Linked DNA regions of Mus musculus: regions 1, 2 and 4 are each linked to region 3. The links are chromatin loops, found by intact Hi-C in ENCODE. Cell type or tissue: heart. All regions are shown on one strand. Region 1 overlaps Nrxn2 (neurexin II). Region 2 has its middle 14 kb from the start of Ccdc88b. Region 3 holds the start of Fermt3 (fermitin family member 3). Region 4 holds the start of Catsperz (cation channel sperm associated auxiliary subunit zeta).

What was found. Peaks named below come from ENCODE experiments on the same cell type or tissue, not always from the same donor. Only the 100,000 strongest peaks of a DNase experiment are listed, where the experiment ranks them.
Region 1: a loop joins it to region 3, with 12 times the contacts of the local background. A loop is called at or near these places in 8 of 42 quality-filtered maps.
Region 2: a loop joins it to region 3, with 3 times the contacts of the local background. A loop is called at or near these places in 2 of 42 quality-filtered maps.
Region 4: a loop joins it to region 3, with 9 times the contacts of the local background. A loop is called at or near these places in 17 of 42 quality-filtered maps.

The regions. Positions count from the first base shown.
Region 1 is chr19:6,487,172-6,492,171 of GRCm38, forward strand. Nrxn2 (neurexin II) reads left to right here. Exons shown (of 23, transcript NM_001205234.2): 12 at 1,613-1,639; 13 at 2,896-3,015; 14 at 3,363-3,744; 15 at 4,313-4,503. It overlaps Gm52381 (a long non-coding RNA gene), which reads right to left. Exons shown (of 2, transcript XR_003952843.1): 2 at 3,833-5,000. Among named protein-coding and RNA genes, the nearest start is that of Gm52381, 7.6 kb to the right of the region's middle. In heart, a CTCF peak has its summit at 2,004 (motif pointing right); a DNase peak (open chromatin) is centred at 2,020; H3K27me3 peaks cover 4,466 bases.
Region 2 is chr19:6,869,308-6,874,307 of GRCm38, forward strand. No RefSeq gene overlaps it. Among named protein-coding and RNA genes, the nearest start is that of Ccdc88b, 14 kb to the left of the region's middle. In heart, a CTCF peak has its summit at 2,346 (motif pointing right); DNase peaks (open chromatin) are centred at 284 and 2,504; H3K4me3 peaks cover 418 bases; H3K27ac peaks cover 513 bases.
Region 3 is chr19:7,017,489-7,022,488 of GRCm38, forward strand. Fermt3 (fermitin family member 3) reads right to left here and starts at 1,981. Exons shown (of 15, transcript NM_153795.2): 1 at 1,790-1,981; 2 at 1,178-1,351. The coding sequence starts at 1,337. Stip1 (stress-induced phosphoprotein 1) reads right to left here. Exons shown (of 14, transcript NM_016737.2): 11 at 4,784-4,820; 12 at 4,539-4,642; 13 at 4,162-4,334; 14 at 3,208-3,683. The coding sequence ends at 3,611. In heart, a CTCF peak has its summit at 3,084 (motif pointing left); DNase peaks (open chromatin) are centred at 253, 403, 1,933, 2,803 and 1 weaker place; H3K4me3 peaks cover 968 bases; H3K27ac peaks cover 2,497 bases.
Region 4 is chr19:6,922,063-6,927,062 of GRCm38, forward strand. It overlaps Catsperz (cation channel sperm associated auxiliary subunit zeta), which reads right to left and starts at 3,318. Exons shown (of 5, transcript NM_001039494.2): 1 at 3,230-3,318; 2 at 2,732-3,044; 3 at 1,461-1,537; 4 at 1,239-1,305; 5 at 364-598. The coding sequence starts at 3,247. The coding sequence ends at 489. It overlaps Kcnk4 (potassium channel, subfamily K, member 4), which reads right to left. Exons shown (of 7, transcript NM_008431.3): 7 at 3,600-4,313. The coding sequence ends at 3,921. In heart, a CTCF peak has its summit at 2,544 (motif pointing right); DNase peaks (open chromatin) are centred at 1,139, 2,759, 3,159 and 4,959; H3K4me3 peaks cover 3,425 bases; H3K27ac peaks cover 1,511 bases; H3K27me3 peaks cover 2,735 bases.

The DNA.
Region 1 (5,000 bases), 530 kb before region 3:
CCCTTCATTGGTGAAGACTCTGCTGGCTTGGAGAGAGCCCCTGGGACCTGACTCCAGGGCCTGGCACCCTTCCCCTCATCCTCACAGCCTCCTTCCCCTCATCGTTCCTGGTTCTTCCTCTTTATTTATTTTTTTTTCTCTGCCTTTCTCAGCCTCTTCTCTCCGTGACCCCATGCTTCCTCTTGTGTCTGTCCTTTGACCTCCCACTGCTCCCTGGGTGCCCAGGCTGTGGCTCGGGGTCCCTGCTGCTCCTCCCACTCTGCTGTGGTTGACAACGCGTGTGGAGCTCAGCTGTACTGCCCCAGGGCCCATGACCCTCAGAGCCACAGTGGGTGTTTGTTTACCGCCACTGCAGGAACCTTCCGAGGCCCAAGGGATGCCAGGTGCATCCAGGGCCACGGTGCACCCGGGCAGAGCTTGTTCATGGAGAACCCACATGGGCGTCACTCTTAGCCAGGGTTAAGGATTGTCTACTCTCTGAAAGACCAGGGTCAGAGCAGGGCACACCTGTAACCTGCTAGCCTCACAGCAGTGAGGAAGAGATGCCCAGGCTCAGCGAGAGCTGTCTGAAGTCACTCAGTGTGTATAGGACTGAGGCAAGGACCCAGCACCCACAACCACACCTCCAGCCCCACCCTCCAGCCCCAGGCAGTCCCATCACTCCAAGCCTGGCCAGGGCTTTGGACTTATTAAGTGGTATAGAACAAATGACCCAAGACTGTCTCCTTGAAGGCTAGCTGACTCCCACCAACCAAAGGGTTGATCAGAGGCTCCTGCTGGCCTGAGATGTAGGCTCTGTGTAGACATGGATTTTCTAACTTTGTGAAACCCTTCCAGCTTTGAAACTGGGGACAGCCCAGGCCAGGATTGAGAGCCTTTGCTTATCAGTGACTTGCATTGTGCCTAGAAGTCACATTTTGCAGATCTTGGTGTCCCTATGGAAGGCCTTGGCTCCTTAGAAAAATTGACAAAATACTCGTTCTGCAGGGTGGCGGAGTTCTCGGTGCCCCCAGGGCAGGGACAGATAGAAGGAAGGTTCCTGTTCAGGTGGCGCTGGCCTCTGGGGCTTTGGGAGGTTTATGGCCTTAGGAAGGGGGCCCTGGGGCAGACCCCTGTTTTGGGCTTAGAGCTTGAGGAGTGACATGTCACACCTGAGCTCTAAGCAGGGTGTCGTCCCAGAGCAGGGGATGCAGGGGCCCTGGCCTTCCTTACCCATCTCCCTCCTAGTGATTGGGTAGATGTGGGGTCGGTCAAGCCCTCATCCCCTGTATCCCCTGTACGGCTGGGATTGCCAAGGTGCCCGTCTCCCTTAGACATGAGAGGCCTGGGCCCCTCCAAAAGGGGACACAAGCCCTCTTCCCACCACCTGACTGCCCTGCCTCTTGGCGCTAGGAAGGGTTGGAGCCCTCTTGAGGGCATGAAGGACATGGGTCCAACTGAGGACGGGGAGAGGGCACCTGGGCACGCGTGGTCCCCAGAAAGTGGCCCTAGGGGGAATTCCCGCCTGCAGATACCCCTCCCTGTGAAGGATGTAAAAAAAAAAATTACACACAAAACCTTGTTTTTGCCTTTTTTTCTCCCTCCCCCTCTGCCCACCCCATGGCCCCCCCAGACTGCCTGCGCGTCGGCTGCGCACCCAGTAAGTGGCTTGCCTCTTCTTTTGCAGCGACCCAAGAGGTCTGGGAGGCTGGACATTGGGGTTTAGGGAGAAAGGGATGGAGGGAGGGGGAAAGACAGTTTCATTATTGGCTTGCAAGGGGTTGTGGGGAGGGGAACAGGTATGGGGGTGGGATGGGGAATTGTGGAGGGCAGGATGGACAAAACAAAGCAGAACCAGGAAGAAGTAGTTGGTAAGGATGGTTATGGATTCTGGGAAAGGGAGAGCCAGGGCACCTTGTTGCCCAAGTCAGTAACAGGAGGAAGAAATCTGGAGCTAGGCAGCACCTGGTGCGAGAACATAAAATCTGTAGACTTAATGATGCATCTCCACCAGTGGCCACAAGGGGGCAGGCGAAGTACATGGGAAGGACGATTTGGGTAGGAAGGGTGGGGGTGTGCCCAGAGCCTCAGAGTCTTTTAAGTCGTTGTAATGCCTGAGTCTGCAGAGTTCCTGCAGGACTCAGAGTTGGCCAGTGAGGGCTGTAAGCAGGAATTAGAAGGGAGGCCAATGTGGACAGGCCCAGGTCTCTCTGTCACTGAGCAAAGAGATCTGGACATGGAAGGCACAATTGTGTCATAGTGTGGTGCACACACCTGAGGCCCTTTAAAGCCAGCACCCCAAACCCCAGGCAGACAGCGTTAGGGATCCAGGGGTAGCCCAGAGGTGCTGCCAAACCCAGAACACCTGACAGATGTGGGTGTTGACAATCATATGTCAATCAACTGTCAATAGTCACAGCTTCCAAGAAACAGAACATGTCTGTGGCCACGCAGGCTCTTTGAGTGCTACATAGGGTTAGCCATTCCAGGGTGTAGAGTTAAACAGGAATATACAGGAAGGTCACAGTGGGTTCAAGCTGTGCACATGGAAGGTGAAGCTGTGGGTGTCCTTCCTTTGGGGTGTGTAGTGTTTTGAGTGTGAGGTCTGAGAAATCAGCTGCTAGCGTCACACTAAAGGTCCGTAGGAGAACAGAGGAAGGTGTGCCTGTGTTCCTGGCTACCATTCTGTAACCAATGGTATCCTCTGCGGTCACACAAAATGGCAGGACGAGGTGGGGTTTGTGACTCCAGGTGTAGAAGATTTCCCTGCATGCCCTCCAGGTTCGAGGCAAGGGGCGTACACATTGGTGTGTGCAGGAAGTTGAGTATATCCATGTGCAGGTGGGCTGCCTCCTGCCTGGGGCGCTGCCTACAGCCATGTGTCGCGCTATGCTCACTCCCCCCTTGGTGCTGCAGGTAAAGGCCCCGAGACACTGTTTGCGGGGCACAAGCTGAATGACAATGAATGGCACACGGTGAGGGTGGTCCGGCGTGGCAAGAGCCTGCAGCTGTCCGTGGACAACGTGACTGTGGAGGGTAGGTGGCCTAGACCCAAGATGCTGGATGTATTTCCAGAGTGCTGTGTTTGGTAGCCTCTGCCTGGGTTGTTGTTTCTAGAGAAGTTATTATTATGGGTCTGGACCCCAGGGACTATTTCAGCTCCTTCCAAGCATCTTCCTGGAAGCCTGCTGCTCCACTGACTGCTGTGGCTTTCCCCGGAGTGGTGGGATGGTAGCGCTGGCCCAGGATATCTAGTAAGATCCCTTCCTGTGGCCTTGTTTGAGGACATGATCTTTTCCAGGAAGACGAGGCCCTGTTCTAGAGGTGACCCCGTGTTTTGTGCACTATTTCCTTCCCTGACGTTGGTTTTCTGTCCCGAGCAGGACAGATGGCAGGAGCCCACACTCGGCTGGAGTTCCACAACATTGAGACGGGCATTATGACAGAGCGGCGGTTTATCTCTGTGGTGCCCTCCAACTTCATCGGGCACCTGAGTGGGCTGGTGTTCAATGGTCAACCCTACATGGACCAATGCAAAGATGGAGACATCACCTATTGTGAGCTTAATGCCCGCTTTGGCCTGCGTGCCATCGTGGCTGATCCTGTCACGTTCAAGAGTCGCAGCAGCTACCTGGCGTTAGCCACGCTGCAAGCCTATGCTTCCATGCATCTCTTCTTCCAGTTCAAGACCACGGCCCCAGATGGACTTCTGCTGTTCAACTCAGGCAACGGCAACGACTTCATCGTCATCGAGTTGGTCAAGGGGTGAGGGGATGGGCACTGTGGTCCCCTGCTGACCCCGATAGAGCTCCTCCCTGGCCTTTGGGAAGGTTCAACACACCCAGACATCAGGTCAAGAGCCACATCTTTAGTCATCAGCCAGGAGGGTCCCTCTGCAGCCAAGATGGAGAAGCCCAACCCTGCTTCTGGGCTGTTGGCTCCTCGGCCACTTCCTTGCCAGGGTTCCCAGTCACGTCCCTTCTCTGGCCACTGTCCTCTTTATGGCAGAAGTCAGCCAAGTCTTTCTCTTGCCCTGGAGAATTGCGCCCTCAAGTAGTTCAGACCCTGCTTCTAGGGGACCCCTACTGTATTACCAAAACTCCCCTTCTGTCAGGTCCTCTTTTGGGGGCCAAGAGCAAGTGCTTCCGTGACCTCCCTGGGACAAGACTTCATGCCTCAAGCTTCCAGTGCCATTTTTTGGTCCCTTCCCATGGGATCCCTTGTCTACCCCTCTGCCCCAGGCCCCTGGTTTTTCTGCCAGCAGTAGCTCATTCTCGCCTGGCATCTCTGTGGTGCCCGTCTGATCTGGTGTTTCCTCCCTACCGTGGGGCAGGTACATCCACTACGTGTTTGACCTGGGAAATGGCCCGTCCTTGATGAAGGGAAACTCAGACAAACCAGTCAATGACAACCAATGGCACAATGTGGTGGTGTCCAGGGACCCAGGCAACGTGCACACACTGAAGATCGACTCCCGCACAGTCACGCAGCATTCCAACGGTGCCCGAAATCTGGATCTCAAAGGTGGGGCTGGAACCTCTGGAGAAGGCCAGCCTTACCCCAGACCCCCTTCTCCATTGAGATCAATCCCCCGCCCCCTGAAAGGGGGTCAAGGCCGCTCTCCCTCACCCCTCTTTCCTGTTCTCCATGGTGTCTGGCTGACATTTCCCACCTGTGTCTTACTGGGCTCTCCTGTGAAGCCACTTCAGATGGAGCACTGGCCAGGCTATTTCCCACCAGGGTCCCACCATCTCCAGTGACTGTACAGCAGTCACTGAAATTGTCACTGCCAGTCCCCAGTGTAGGTGGCCGAGAGGAAGAGGAGGAAAATGAATAACAGGAGGGGTAGGGGGAGAAGGAGGTGGTGGACTGGGCATTGGAACAGGAGACGTAGGCTGCAGCTATTTCAGAGCCATCTGGGGTCCACGAGACCTCCTTGCACACACATGCCTGGAGCATCCCTTAGCTTTACGGGCTCCACGTGTGTCCGTGTAACCCAAACTGTCAAAACCTGGGGAAGA
Region 2 (5,000 bases), 150 kb before region 3:
CACCTTGTCACCTTCTAAACCCAATAGTCACAGTCAGATTTTTGTAGGAGAAACAGCTTCCTCACAGAGAAGTTTATGAAACACAGAGCAACAATCAAGAAACAAAATGAAACCACAGACATAAACTGACAGGCATGGACAGACTGGCACTCCAAAGATAGACATTAGCCAAAGAGGGAAGAGAACCAGATGTCTCACCAAAGGGACCCAGAACCAGGACTAGGCAGAGAGGAAGCCAGAGGACTAGGCAGAGAGGAAGCCAGAGGACTAGGCAGAGAGGAAGCAGGCAGGACGTCTCCTGACCTCCTCTTGACCCTAGGAGAGCGCTGGGAACAGCTTACTTTCACTTTCCTTCTCTTTCACCAAAGCGTGAAACACTTCCGGGAGGGGGGTGACTGAAACCCACTTCTCCCTCTCACGTCTAAACTCTCTCTGTCTATGGGAATTTTTTCAGGACCATGTGTTGGATAGTAAGTACCCTGTCATCCTCTCTCCTGCTTTCTTCCATGTCTGTAAATTTATCATATCTTCCTCAGGGAACCAGGGACAAATTTCTTTTTTTTTTTTTTTTTTTTTAGTTCTGAGTTTTTATTTATTTTTTTTCCATTTTTTATTAGGTATTTAGCTCATTTACACTTCCAATGCTATACCAAAAGTCCCCCATACCCACCCACCCCCACTCCCCTACCCACCCACTCCCCCTTCTTGGCCCTGGCGTTCCCCTGTACTGGGGCACATAAAGTCTGCGTGTCCAATGGGCCTCTCCAGGGACAAATTTCTATAAAAAGCAGAAACTGGGTAAGCTGTTTTTGACTTATTTTCACTCCTCTAGATTTTAGCCTCTGAGCATATGTACAAAAAGCATTCTATTACCCTGCCCATCTTACACAGGGTTTACTCACCACTGGCCCAGATTTTCTTTATTTTCTTATGCACTGGCTTCCAATTCCTGAGATGTCCTTCACTGAGCCCTCACATTGTGGTAACCACCTGACCCGGCCCACTCAGTCAGTCAACAAGGTCTCCAGGGAGGGATCGAGGATTAAAGAAAGAAAAGACAGTTAGACACGATGATAGTATAACTCTAACAAGCACCAAAGCAGGTTTATTTTTTCCCAAGCTGCTTTTATATCACTCTTAAGTACATGCAAAACAAAGGGTCAGTTCTTGGTCAAGGAAAAACAAGGTATAAACAAAAGTCCCGCAATCATTGTATCCAGACTTTTGAGATGATCAAGATAAAAGGAACACTTTCCTCAGCTGTATTTATCTTGAGCCCACTTTCTTGTCCTAAGCCAATGTCAAATATTCTTGCCAATATCCTTGAAGCAGCACCAAGAGCTCTCTGCATGCTTCAACTGTCCACAATAGCTGATTATGATTTGCCTCGTGCTCTAGCAGAAGCATAGTTTTGCCAGCAGATAATTTCTGTGACTGTGTGATATCTACAATTCTGGGGACTTTTCAGAAGTTACATAAATGCTAGGGTCCCCGTAGGTGGGTTGCTGGTTAGTGGTCATTTTAGGGAAGTTGGTTGTAGCTTGTTAATAGTCATGGTCAAGAAAGAAACAAAAAGAAAGAAATTAGATTCAGGGATTTTCCTAACTCCTCCCTTCTCTCTATCCTTTTTTCTCTCCTGTCTAGTGTTAGGAAGTGAAACGGGGTGGTGGGAGATAAAGGGCGGGAGGAAAAGAACCCACAATGTAGCAAGACCAGAGAACCCACAATGTAGTAAGACCAAAGAACCCACAATGTAGCAAAGACCAAAGAACCCACAATGTAGCAAAGACCAAAGCTAAAAGGAGGATCAGAAGTTCAAGCTTACCCTTATCTACGTAAGGACTTCAAGGCCAGCCTGGGCTACATGAAGTTCTGTTTTAAAAACTCTGGGATCTGTGGCACAGACTTCTAATCCCAGCCACAGGGGAAGCTGAAGTAGAATGATGTCAAGCTCAACCCCCGCCTCTGCTTTGTAGTTAGCAGGTTCTAGACTCTGTTTCAAAATACAAAGGTGGTGGCGCACACCTTTAACCCAGCACTCAGGAAGCAGAGGCAGTCAGATCTTTGGGAATTCAAGGCCAACCTGGTCTATAGAGTGAGCTCCAGGGCAGGCAGGGCTACACAGAAGAGACCCTGTCTGGCAAAAATGAAACCAAAACAAACAACCAAACAAGCTACGAGTTATCTATCAGGTTTGGCTTGGTCTGGGACAAGATATCACTGTATAGCTGGGACTGGCTTCAGAGCCAAGATTCTCCTGCCTCAGGTTGCTAATTGCTGGGGTCACAGGCTTGTGTCACCCTTCCCACTGGTGGCAGATTTTAAAAGGGCTCAGTTCACATTGCTGTCCAGCAGAGGGACCCAAGAGAAGGGCAAGAAGCTGAGACCATCAGACAGACAAACGGATTGTGGACTCCACTATGCCCTCCTTGGGCGCACTACTAGGTCTGAACAAGGCCAGGCTGGGAAAGGCTGCAGCCTTCAGTTCTCTTCTGGTTTTGAGATTTCTGCATAGCCATGATCCAACAGGAAGGCCAGAAGGAGGGGGGCTCTGTGACTGGGGCCAGAGGCGTGGCCAGGCAGCCTCAGCCACAGTGAAACTGTTCCTCTCTAGCTGATTGACCTAGGGTCCCCCCTGGTGGGATGTGGCCTGGGTGCTTCCCCACCCTCTACTCAGGTGGTTCATGGCCCAGATTCAGAAACTCAAAATATGAAACAGCCTTGAGGGCTGGATGGCAGCTCCACAGAGACTCTCCTTCAAGCCACCTGGGGGAGAAACTGTTCAGGTTCAGAAATGCTCAGTGACCCATGCTGCCTAGGTAGGAGGCCAGATCCAGCTGGAATGTGAGTGCTCTGCCCATAGCTTACCAGGTGCCAACAACTCGCGTGCCACCCAGTGCCAGCTGCAGCTGCATCTGAAAGGAGTGAAGCCCAGCCCAGGCCTACCACCTGTCAATCAGCCAGACCTTCCTTCCTGTTCTCCCCAAAGTCTCACTTCTAGGGCACCTTCCCTGACTCTCCCCAAGGCTCTAGGCATCACTAGGACACAGACCTCCATCTCCTTCTGAGCCTTCTCCAATGGCCTCTCCCTGGAAGCTCTGTCTGTGACCTTCAAAGCCCTGAAGAAAAGGCCCCTCTACCAGGCATGGTGGCACATGCCTTTAATCCCAGCACTCAGGAGGTAGAAGCAGGCAGACCTCTGAGTTTGAGGCCAGCCTGATCTACAGAGTGAGCTCCAGGACACACAGAGAAACCCTAAACAAACAAACAAAAAAATAAATTTAAAAAAAAGAAAGAAAGAAACAACTCTGACTACTAAGATTTTAATCTGAAATGTCCCCCGACAGCTTGTGGCTTGACGTTTTGGATCCCAGATGGGGCTCTATTTTGGTTCTGAAAACAATAAGAAACTGGACCCTGTCAGCTAACAAAAGATCTCGAGGGGAAGAGGGGAAGGTCCTGAGTGTGCATTATTTTGACTGCTTCCTGTCTTGCTCTCTGCTTCCTGTTTTGCCATGATGTGAATCCAGCTTCTCCACCATGCATTCCCCCAACACAATGGACAGAACCCTCTGAAATCATGGGCTGAGTCTGCGGCTCAGTTGGTAGAGTACTTGCCTAGCATGCATGATGGTCTAGGTTCAAGTCCCAGCACCGCATATACCAGGGACTGGTGGCACATGCTCTGATGATCCCAGACTTGGGAAGTGAAAGCAGAATCATCAGGTGTCCAAGACCATCTTCAATTATATAACAAGTTCAGCTTGAGATAGGTGAGATCCTGCCTCAAAAACAAATGGCTTCTCTGATAAGAGTACCTGAGTTCCATTCCCAGAACCCACATAGTGGCTCACAATCATCTGTAACTCCACCTCCAGAAACTCCCATGCTCTCTTCTGGTCTCTACAGGCCATGCATGCAGGTGGTGAACAAGCATACTTATACACATAAAAAATAATAAATTAAGCTGGGCGTGGTGTCGCACACCTTTAATCCCAGCACTCGGGAAGAAGAAGCAGGCAGATTTCTGAGTTCGAGGCCAGCCTGGTCTACAAAGTGAGTTCCAGGACAGCCAGGACTATACAGAGAAACCTTGTCTCGAAAAACCAAATAATAATAATAATAACAATAATAAATTAATCTTGGGGGCTGGAGAGATGGCTCAGCAGTTAAGAGCAGTGGCTGCTCTTCCAGAGGATCAGGGTTCAATTCCCAGCACCCACATGGACTCTCACAACTGTCTGTCACTCCAGTGCTAGGGAATCTGACACCCTCACATAGACACATGCAGGCAAAACACCAGTGCACAGAAAATAAAAAATAAAAATAAATAAATCATTTAAAATTAAAAATAAATTAACTGATCTTTAAAATAAAAATAAAATTTAAATAAGTAGATAAAAATCTTCCTTTGTTTCTGCAAGGTATTTTGTTAAGTAATATAAAAGAGTAATACACAAATCTGATCTTTCTTCTTCTCTCCTCTGTCCCTTCTATGTCCTTTTCCCATTCCTCTCTCTCTCTCTGTCTCTCTCTCACTCCACTTCACAAGGACCCCCTCCTCTTTCTCACCCCTACTATACTCTGTCAACTGCCCACTTCTCACAAAAGACTTCCCCTTTCTCTGAGGACCCCAAGCCCCATCCCAGACTTGTTGTGTTCTGTGATGGTTTCGTCTCTCCTGTGGAACTGATGTCCCTGCCAAGCATGTGTGGCATCTACAGCCACCACAGACTGCTCAGCTCTGCATTTGTATTAACCCTTTTGCTGCCAGCCATAAAACAGTTGTTATTATCCCCACGTAAGCAAGGTGCAGTATGTTCTTTCCCATGCCTGAGGCCATGCATCCAGGAAGCTACGGTGCCAAGATCCAGAAGGCACCCAAGGTCAAGCTCCTGACTAAGAGAATTCCCACTGGAAGATAAAGACAATGAGCCTCCAGCTAGGTGTGCTGGGGCAGGCCTGTGATCTTAGTACCAAGGAGATGGAGTCAGAGGATA
Region 3 (5,000 bases):
TTTTCAAGTCCTTGGCATCAAGGCTAGGTCTGTCTTATTGTAGAGGCCTCTCTAGAAATCTCCTGTTCTGTCTACTGTCAGCTCCTGCAGGAAGCTCTTAGCCTTTGGCAGCAGCATGCCATCATGAGGAAGGTTGGCCTCACCACGCCTGGCAGTGGAGGACTGGGGATAATGCCCCTATTTCAGGGAACTGAGATCCTGGAACTGAAGTGACTTGGCCCATGGAGCCCAGCAGTGGTACAGGGTGAGGTCTAGGTGGCTGGGTGTTCAGCACTCTTGGGGTTCTTGCCCTAGACTCCTAACATCCCCAGCCCCTCTGTCCTGACCCATGTCAAGTCTCCAGCTTCGTCTGACATCCAGTTTCTGAGGGACTAACCCTCTTCCCACTTCTGCTTTCACAGCCTCTTTGGGCCCTGCTTCCGGCAGTTCCCTTCTGTCTCAACCCTGTTATTTGGCTGTGTTGGGGCTTGTCCTGCTCAGTCACTCTGGTCCGTCTTGGACTGCATACACATAGAGGGTTGGGTGGGTCTAGAAAACCTGCCTTCTATCCCTGTCCCAATTCCAGAGGCCTAGGACCCACACTCATGGTGAGATGCCTTCTGTCTCTGGCTATCGGGAGCTCATGGTGGGATGTCTTCCGGCTCTGACTATCGGGAGCTCATGGTGGGATGTCTTCCGGCTCTGACTATCGGGGCTTTCCTGCCATCCTCCCAGGAAGTGATAACTCTCATTCTCTGCTGGTAAAGTTGATGAGAAGCCTCATGGGGCCTTCTGGGTGACTGATATCGCCCTAGCCTACTCTGCCGTAACTTCCTGTGGGGGCAGGGCCTCTCACCCACTGTCAGCAGCCTGCCAAGTGGTTTGCTGGGGAGGAAATTTAGGAGAGTAGGTGCCAGGTCCCCAGGAACCTCCTAGCCATCCCTCAGGAACATAATAAGCCTCGGCACAGGCAAGACACACAGGGGACCATGTTGTCTGTCTCTTGGAGACTAGACAGAACCAGTAGGAGCTGGAGGAAGTATGGAGAGGGGAAGTTGAAGAAATACCTTCTTTGGAACCAAATAATTAAAGACTGTTGCCTGAGTCACTGTGACAAGGTTATGAGTAGAGGCGAGAATGGCCTAGAAAAGCCAGGGAGAGCTGTCATGACTGGATACATAGGGTCACGGGGACTCACTGATTTCCTCCACGATCTTCAGAAGTACCCCACCAATGTGCGACTCCCCCGTGACTCGGAGTGTGACAGACTGGGCCTCAGGGTCCTCCTCGCCCACAAACACCCTCAGCTCCCAGGAAGAGTCGATATAGTCCCCGGAGGCTGTCTTCATACCCGCCATGGCTGCGGCTGTTTCTGCTGAGACAAGGTGAGTAGACAGTGGGCTGCCTAGAAATAAGCAGGAGTCCTAGGGTACCCTGGGTAGGTGGGTAGGCTTTGGGGACACTGGTACAGAGAGCTACTGTGATCCAGTCAATATAAAACCCTCTTACTATCCTAAGTGTTTGGGCTGAAGAGACAGTTCCTTAGAGTCCACGTTGTCCTGCCAATTCAGGTTTCACAGGTGGGGACACCAAGGCCCAATACTCATTGTAAAGTACCCTGCTAGGTACCAGAACAGGTCAACTCTCCTACTCACAGTTCTGCCAGGCCCACCTATCTCAGAAACAAGTCCTGGCCCACAGCTCACAGCCAGTACTCTAACCCAAGCCTCTAGGGTGGTGGCAAGTGTGGCTGCTCTGCACAGAATGGCGGAGCAGGGGACAAGTGAGTCCTCCTGGGTCTTTCACTTACCTAGCCTGCAACGGGCTGCAGCTGCAGGTGGCAGTGGGACACCTGTTACCCTGGTCTGGCCTGGTCCTGCTCAGTTGCTTCCTTCAGAGGTCAGCCTGTAGTGGCCTTATCATGAAAGTTGTACTAGTCCCTCCCCAGGGCGGGCTGTTGCTGGGTACAGGAAGCACACTGCCAGCACGCAGAGGGCTCCACGGGGCCCTTGCTTTTGTTACCACAGGAAATGAGGGAAGAACAGTGCTGGGGTGACACCACAAAGTTCTCTTTACCCCACCCCCAGGCATCTACTGGTTGCACCTCCAGCCTGCTTTTTTCTTTTATTATTATTTTTTGTTGTTGTTCAAGACAGGGTTTCTCTGTATAGCCCTGGCTGTCTTGGAACTCACTCTGTAGACAAGGCTGGCCTCGAACTCAGAAATCCACCTGGCCCTGGTGGTGCTGGGTGCGCCACCACTGCCCGGCTCCAGCCTGCTCTTAGTGGGACTGTCTACAGTCAGCAGTGAAGTCCTTCCCACCTTTAAACAGGACTTGTTTCCAAACCTACCAGCCTTAAATCTGTCCAGTGACATGCTAGAGCCTCTCTGCCTCATAAAACCTCAATGTGATTTCCTCCAGGACCCTTTATCCCGTCTCTTTAGAGGGTTCTGGTGGTCCAACAGCCTCATGTCCATGCCAGGCACTGGGATGCAAATTGCTCTAAGGAACTGAGCAGGAACGTAGACTTTTCAGGGCAGCAGCCTACCATTAATGGACGTGGTTTTTTCTTTTTTCAGAAAGGGTTTCTGTGTAGCCTTGGCTGTCCCAGAACTCACTCTGCAGACCAGGCTGGCCTTGAACTCAGAGATCTGCCTGCTCTGCCCCAAGTGCTGGGATTAAGGGTATGTGCCAACCTCTCCTCCCAAGGTAAGGCTTTTTAAGTGTGACTAGGAGAGGCTGCTCTGAGGAGTCCTGGGGTTGGGACAGGAAGCTAGTTTAGGCTAACGTAAGACATAGTACAGCCTGGTGCTGGACTCAGCATCTTGCTAGCCCAGGAAGCAGTCTTTTGGGAGCAAATGAGGAAGTTCAGTGTTGGTCACAGTGTGGGAGGAAGATAGTGGTGTGGAGCTCAGGATTGGAGCAGCAGGAGCTGTTGTCAGTATTAGTCTCAGGCCTGCTTTCTGACCCACCTTGAGTCTAGGTTAGGTTCTAGTGTTGACCTAGCAGGTTCACTCTAAGACTGCACTGCACAGAACATCAACCCAAAGCTGATCAGAATGCAGGTAGGTCATCAGTTGTTGAGCGACACTTCCACCTAGTGGCCACCCTGACAAAGCAAACAGCTCACTCTTCAGCGACCTTTCTTTCAAGGCCATCAAGAAAAGGCTTTGTGTTGGCTTCCAATTCAGCACTACTGTGTCTTAAGAGAAGAAAGTCACTGGAGACCGTAGCAACATATAACCACGCCTGACTGGCTTCTTTATTGAGGAGGGACGTGGGTAAGAACAGGTGAAGACAGCTGGGACCCTAGGTTGGGAAGAACACCCTCCCCTCCCCGTATGCACCCACTGCCCCAAATAAAAAATAACCAACTATGGGGGAGCAGCCGAGACAGTGACGGGGAGGCTAGGACTGGGCAGGGAAGGACACTCGGATTGAGGGCAGCAGTGAAGAGACCATGCGTGTGCTGGGAGGGCCCGAGGTGGCGCTGGATGAGTCTGTCTTCCTTGTAGGCATGTATAAATATAAAGATAAGCCTTTCTTCTCCCCCCCTCTGCCCAGTGCTGCTCGCCACCTTCCCAGCTCGCCTTCCTCATTGGCGAAGGGAAGAGGGGGAAAAGCAAGTTATCACCGAATTGCGATGAGACCCACATCCATCAGCTTCTGGATCTTCTGCGCTATTACAGGATTCTTTAAGTGTCTAGGAGAAGAAGATACAGTTAACTGAACAAGTCTCCTTCCACCCAAGTTCCTCGGCTGCAGAGCATTCTCAAAGACCCTGCACATGCAAAAGTCCTTTTCACCAGACAGGACAGAAAGAACCTGCCTATGCTACTGTTTGTCTGCACAGCTGAAAGCCTAGCATAGTTGGCCTTCCCAACAGAAGCTTAGGCTATTAGACTAACAGAAAAAGCAAGCTCACAGGCTCTCTGTACCACCAGTATTTTCTGTTAAGATTGATAGGATTCAGGGCTAGAGATGGCCCAGTGGTTATTGATGGAGAGAGAACTCGGAGCACTTACTGCATCCACAGTGGCTCTCAACCCTCTGTATATCCAGTTCTAGAGGGTCTGACACCCTCTTCATACATACATGTAGGTAAAATGCTCAGGCACATAACCTCAAATCATACATTGAAAGAATGATAGAATTCCCTCTCACTTCCCCACTCAACTTACTCGCTCAGAGCCTGGGGGTCCTTTTGCATCTGCTCCAGGATGAGTCTCATGGCTGGGTCACTCATTATCTGCTGCACCTCAGGGTCAGCCATGGCCCGCCGCTTCACATCCTCAGGGCTATCATGTCTGTTGTACTGTGCCATCATACAGCGTTGGTAACCATCTGCTGCTTCCTGCATTCCAGAAAAGATCAAGGGAGGCAGGTCAACACTATTTGGCTCACTGCTTCAGCAGGTCCAAGATGACAGATCATTGACAAAGGGGAAAAAAAGAGAGACAAGAGAAACTGAAGCATTTGGGAAGGACATGAAGGACCAGAGAAAACACCCAAAGGAGAAACCAACGGGGATGTATGTTATAGGCCAACAGCAGCTTACCTTACAGCTGGAGTCCAGGTCTAACGCTTTTTGGTACACATCCATGGCTTTTGTATAGTCCTTCATGGCTTCCAGAGCAGCTGCTTTCCGTGTATAACCCTTGACTACAAACAGAACAGGTCAGACAGCAACTCAGTAGCTCCTGACTGCGATCCTCCCCTTCTGCCTACATGCTTCAAAGCCTTTAACCTTAATCATCTCTGGGGGCAAAAGCAGGGCCCAGGAGAAAAATGAAAAGCACTTACTGAAGGTTGGCTCTAGCTGGATGCACTCCTCACAGTCCTAGGGAGGAAGAAAGGGAAGTAATTAGGTTCCTTTCCCCCAAGGTGCACAGTGGCCAGCTACTATACCCTGACTCTGCTGGTCCTATCAAATCCAGGCCCCTGGGTTTCTGGAGAGCAACTTAAAAGGAGAAAGAGTTGGCCAGGCATGGTGGCACACGCCTTTAATCACAGCACTTGG
Region 4 (5,000 bases), 95 kb before region 3:
AGAGTGGGCGTAGCTGTTCAGTGAACTCACTCTGTGAGGGCGTTGAACGTGTATGTAAATGAAAGGCGGGTTTATGTAACTGCATATGCATAAGGGGTGGGGCCTAACAGGGTGCTGCTCCCCACCCCACCCCATTATGTTGATGGGACACTTGACAGATTTGGTAGATCAGCACCCCTGAGGACCCTCAAGTGGAGAAGCAGACCTAAAACATGCAAGTAGCCCTGGTTTGCGAGTTCCTCAAAGGCAGAGGTGAGACACGAGCGGACAAAACTCAAGGTCACTGCGGTGACCGAATGAAGGTCACGGGGAAAGGCGGGGCCACGTGCGTCCGCCTCACGCAAGCAGCCACGCACTGACTCTGGGACCATGCATAGACTCTTTAATTTCTCTAGGATTCAAATTCCATGCAGATGAGGTTGAGCTTGGGTTCGAGGGACCGGAAAGGACACGGAGCGGACGTCTCGTCGGCCACTTGAGCTGGAGGTTCACTGATCCAAAAAGTACAGCCTCTTGTTCCTGCGCTTCCTGATCCCTTCGATGTATCCCTGCAGCTCTTTAGTCATGAAGTGGTTCCTGCCAATCGTGGACCTATATGCTAGGGAGAGGGAAGAGCTGAGCTCAGGGCCATGAACAGCAGCAAAGGGCTTCCCCCATTTGAGGAACCACAGGTGATTTGAGGTGGCATTTAGTGCTGGATTTGGATCTGTGTTAGTTTGGGGAATTTTGGGTCTCCTAGGTGCGATGTGAAGAATGGAGGGGAAGAAGGCTGAAGAAGTTGCTGCAAGCCTGAACAGAGGCAGTGAGACCCAACCTCCTCCTGAGCCGCTCACTCTAACTAGTTATCTGGCCCTTTCTTCCCTCTATGTGCTCATATACCATGAGCAGAAGGTTACGCAGATAATCCAATATCCAGTACATTTACCCAAAAAAAATCCCGATGTGTCACAGCTCCCACACCTGGGAGTGAAGCAAAGCTACCCAAAGGCTGTCACTCCACTGAACAAGCAGAGAAAACAGACTTGCTAGAAAGGGGCTTATTTTAAGTCCTCTGAGTCACTCACTCCATTGAGTCGGCCTGTGCCTACTCTCTTGACTTTTAATTTTTAGGGCATCCTTGTGAGTGCTAAGGGGATCTGACAAGACTACATATCCTGAAACTCCACAGCCCCAAGCCCTGCCAAAGCCACCAGGATCTTTTGTGGAAGCTGGGGTGGGGGTGGGGGTGGAGTGCTCACTGATGAGGGCTTTTTTGAGAATATCCAGAACTTCAGTCTCCATGAGCTCCATCAGAGGCAGAGGCAGCTGGAAAAGCAACAAGAGACTCAACCAGTTCCATGGAAAGCTGAAGTGGTCCCCACATGACCTCCCCAGCTTGCCTGCCCCACTTTCCTGAAACCTGCCCATCTGCTGCTGCCCACTACTCAACCCCAGTAGTCTCCCCAGTAGTATCCTCCAACCCTGTTCTGCTGCTCTGTCCAGTAGGTTCGATGTGGCTTCCATAGGCTGAATATTAGTGATTCTGAAGTAGACGATGCTGGAGAAATGAAGAGAGAAATCGGTCTTGGTCAGGCTCCTGGGTCATGGTGGGAGTGGGGTTCAGGGAATAGCTGCAGCTACACCCTGCATCAAAGGTCATAGGGGACACTGGTTTCAGCCCTAGGCTTTAGAATCCCACCCGGCTGAGATCCAGAACCAACTGTCCCGCTGTGTGAGACTTGGAGTCATTCATAGGAATTCCCTCTTGTGAGAATTGTGTGCCCTCTGAAAGTGTATTGTTGGGAACTGAATGCAGGGCATTGTATAAACTACGAAAGAACTCTACCAGTAAGCTATGTTCCTCAGTCCAGAACAGTCTCTTATGGCAGTTGTGCCATGCAAAGGTCACAGTACAAGAAGTCCTATGCTTATGTAACAAGTTTAATATAAATCAATTGTTATATCTGTATCACTCTTGTTTGTTTAGACATGTTCCCACAGTGTGGACCTAACTATCCTGGAACTTGGTATCTAGACCGGGCTAGCTTTGAATTCACAGCTTCCTGAATACTGGGTTCTTATCAGTACTCATTGCTTGATGAAGGTGGAAACGGACGGGACAGAGGATGGACACATACACATCTCAAACAGTGCTTGGCATACTGTGTGTAACCCCAACACTCAGGAAGATACCAAGATCCAAGGTCATCTTGGGCTATACAGTGAGACTCTCATTCCAAAAAGAAATACAAAGCAACAATAAAGTAACTATTGACCAAAAGAGAGACTTCCAAACAGCCAGATCCCAGCCAGGGAAGGAATTCTGTCCTTTCAGCTGGTGCAGTGATGAAATTAAACGCACAGGTGAGGGAGGGCTCGAAATATGCTTAGTGGTAAAGAATTTTCCTACCAAGAGTGATGTACTCGGTTCGACCCCCAGCACCACATTAAGATAAAAAGCAAAACAAAACAAAACAAAACAAAAAAAACAAACAAAAAACTGACTAGGTCTTCATTGACCTGCTTGCCTGTGCGTTTCCCGGGTTCCTCGTAGTAGGACGCCTGCCCGGTAGGGGGAGCTCAGAGAATGTCTGAGTTAAAGCGTGAACGGTTCTCGCCTGAGCCCTCTCCTAAGAAATCCTAGAAACTTGGGTTTCTATGGGCTTACCCCCATTTTGCAGGAAGGCACTTTAAGACCCGGGCTAGCCCCACCCTTATGGCACACCCATCGCCTCGGCGAGGCTATACTGACCTAAGGAGGTCTCAGATTCTTCGTGGTCCTCCCCATGCTCCAAGGACCTGCCATGGCACAGTTCAAGCTCTCGACGTGCTTGCTGCTGGATCTCCTCTGGCTCGAGGTTGAGGCTGTCCCTAATAGAAATGGTCTGGCTGTACTTGCGAATCCTGTTTCTTACAGATTTGCCCTCTTCGTCGAAGTCCTCGCAGACGTCGGATACCGACACATTCGCTGTGGACATCGTGGCCGTGCTCCATAGGTCACGAACATCTCCGTACAGGCTGGATCTGACCGAGCTGCGGCGATGGTTTGCGTGTTTGGGCACCGGCTGCGGGTCACACACAGGTAAGGTAGCCAAGGAATTCAGGGAGCTGGAGGGAGCAGGGAGACTGGACTGGGATTGGGGACTCTAGGAGAGCTGCCAAGCCCCCAGGCTGAATGGCAGGTTACTCTAAAGACCTGAAGGAGTACTAAGGTTCGTCTGGGCTTGGGGAACTCGGGCAGACTTCTTACTTTGACGCTTTCCTCCATCGTCCTGCACCAACGGACCAGTATCCACAGGGCTCAATCGAGAAGGGAGGGGGGTCACGCTCCAGGAAGGGGGAGGGGCAGTCTCCTCCCGGATGGTTATAGTGGTCTCGCGGGAGGAGACTTCAAACTGCAGATTGCATCAAGACTCTAAGTTGCTCCCACCCCCAATATCAATGCCAAGACTGGAAGTACCCAGTCCAGTTTCGAGTCCGGGTCTCCTCCAGGCAGAGACAAGAGTCTGAATACCTGAACTTAACCAAAAGAGCATGACTTGTCCGGTGTGGGGGCCCAAGGACGGCAGTGGGCCTGATATAAGCCCATGGTGGCGCGAGAAAAGCACTCGCACACCCACTTGGGACCCAGGAGCATGCACTCGGTAGTGCAGAGTTTTTGTTTTATTGGTGCAGGTTTTGAGGCACAGTTGTGAGGTGTGAGGGTCAAAACCGGCAGGGGAGCGAGGCAGAAAGCCTTGGATGGTGGGCTTTGGAAATGATTGGATGTGAAGAACCAGCCAGGGAAGAGCGGTGGCATTTGGCAACCACTGGACTCCTGTCAGGGTTGCAACCACGTGGAACAAAAGAGGGACGGCTCTTTGGTCAAATAAGCCAAGCATGCCTGAGCATCAGCAAGAGCGAAAGCCCTGGCGTGGGATCCGGGTCCAGAGATCCTGCCCCTACACCGGCACGGCCTTGTCTCGGAGTCGCCCAGGACCCCGGGGTCTGGAAGGCTTTTTGGATGGGTTGGGTCGGCGGCGACCCCGAGGAGCCCGAGGCAGGGCACAGCCACGCTCACTCTGCGTGTCTGAGGACTCGTCGATGAAGGCCAGATTCTCACTGGGGTAATCCAGAGCTGAGGCCGTGGGCGGGGACGGAGTCTCAACCTTCTCTGCGGGTGCAGGGGAGCCGGGCCTGCCGGCTGGCTCAACAACAGCAGGCGGTGCCGGCAAAGAGGAGGGCAGGAGTGGTTGCTCCTTCTCTGGCGGCGGGGCGCTGGGCCCAGTTCGCTGGGTCACTCGCGCTGTCACTGTGCCGGTCCAGCTAGCAGCCTGTGCCGTTAGGCCACCCATCTGCACAGAGAGGAAAAGGGGTCGACCCATTGCAGCTCCGAAAGCTGCCCTTTTACCAATTGCATCCACCTTTTTGCCTGACCCTTGAACCTCAGCCTGTGGATGATCCCAGAGCCACACTGTCCCTTCCTGCATTGGCCCAAAAGCACTCCCTTCTCTAGGAACCTTTCTTGAAAGCCTCGGGTTTGTTTCAACCTTCACTGCCTCTCTGTATTTGGCTAGCAAAATGCAGATAAATTACAAAACCAGGACGACTCATGCAATATTTGGGACATAGCTTAAAATCGTATTCGTTGTTCATCTGAAATTCACATATAACTGGCCTTTCTAGTTCTGTTGTTTTTGAAACAGAGTCTCATTCTATAACCCAGGCAAGTCTAAACTCGCAGCAATCCTCCTGATTCTGCTCTGCTTACAAAGTGCTGGGATTTACAGACATGTACTACCTACCACCTTGCCTCTCTGAGTTCTTATTTGCTAACCCTGACAGCCCTATCTATCCACGAAGAACGAGGTGGTTGAGTCTCTGACAAACCTGAATTTACTCCAATGTTCCCGTTAGCGCACCGTCCGGGTCTCAATGTCAGAGAAGCCCACATTTTGGAAGGGAGCCAGACTGGCCAACAACCCCTGTGCCCGGGGATAAGGGCACAACACAAGAGACATGCATGGCGCATGCGCGGCAGC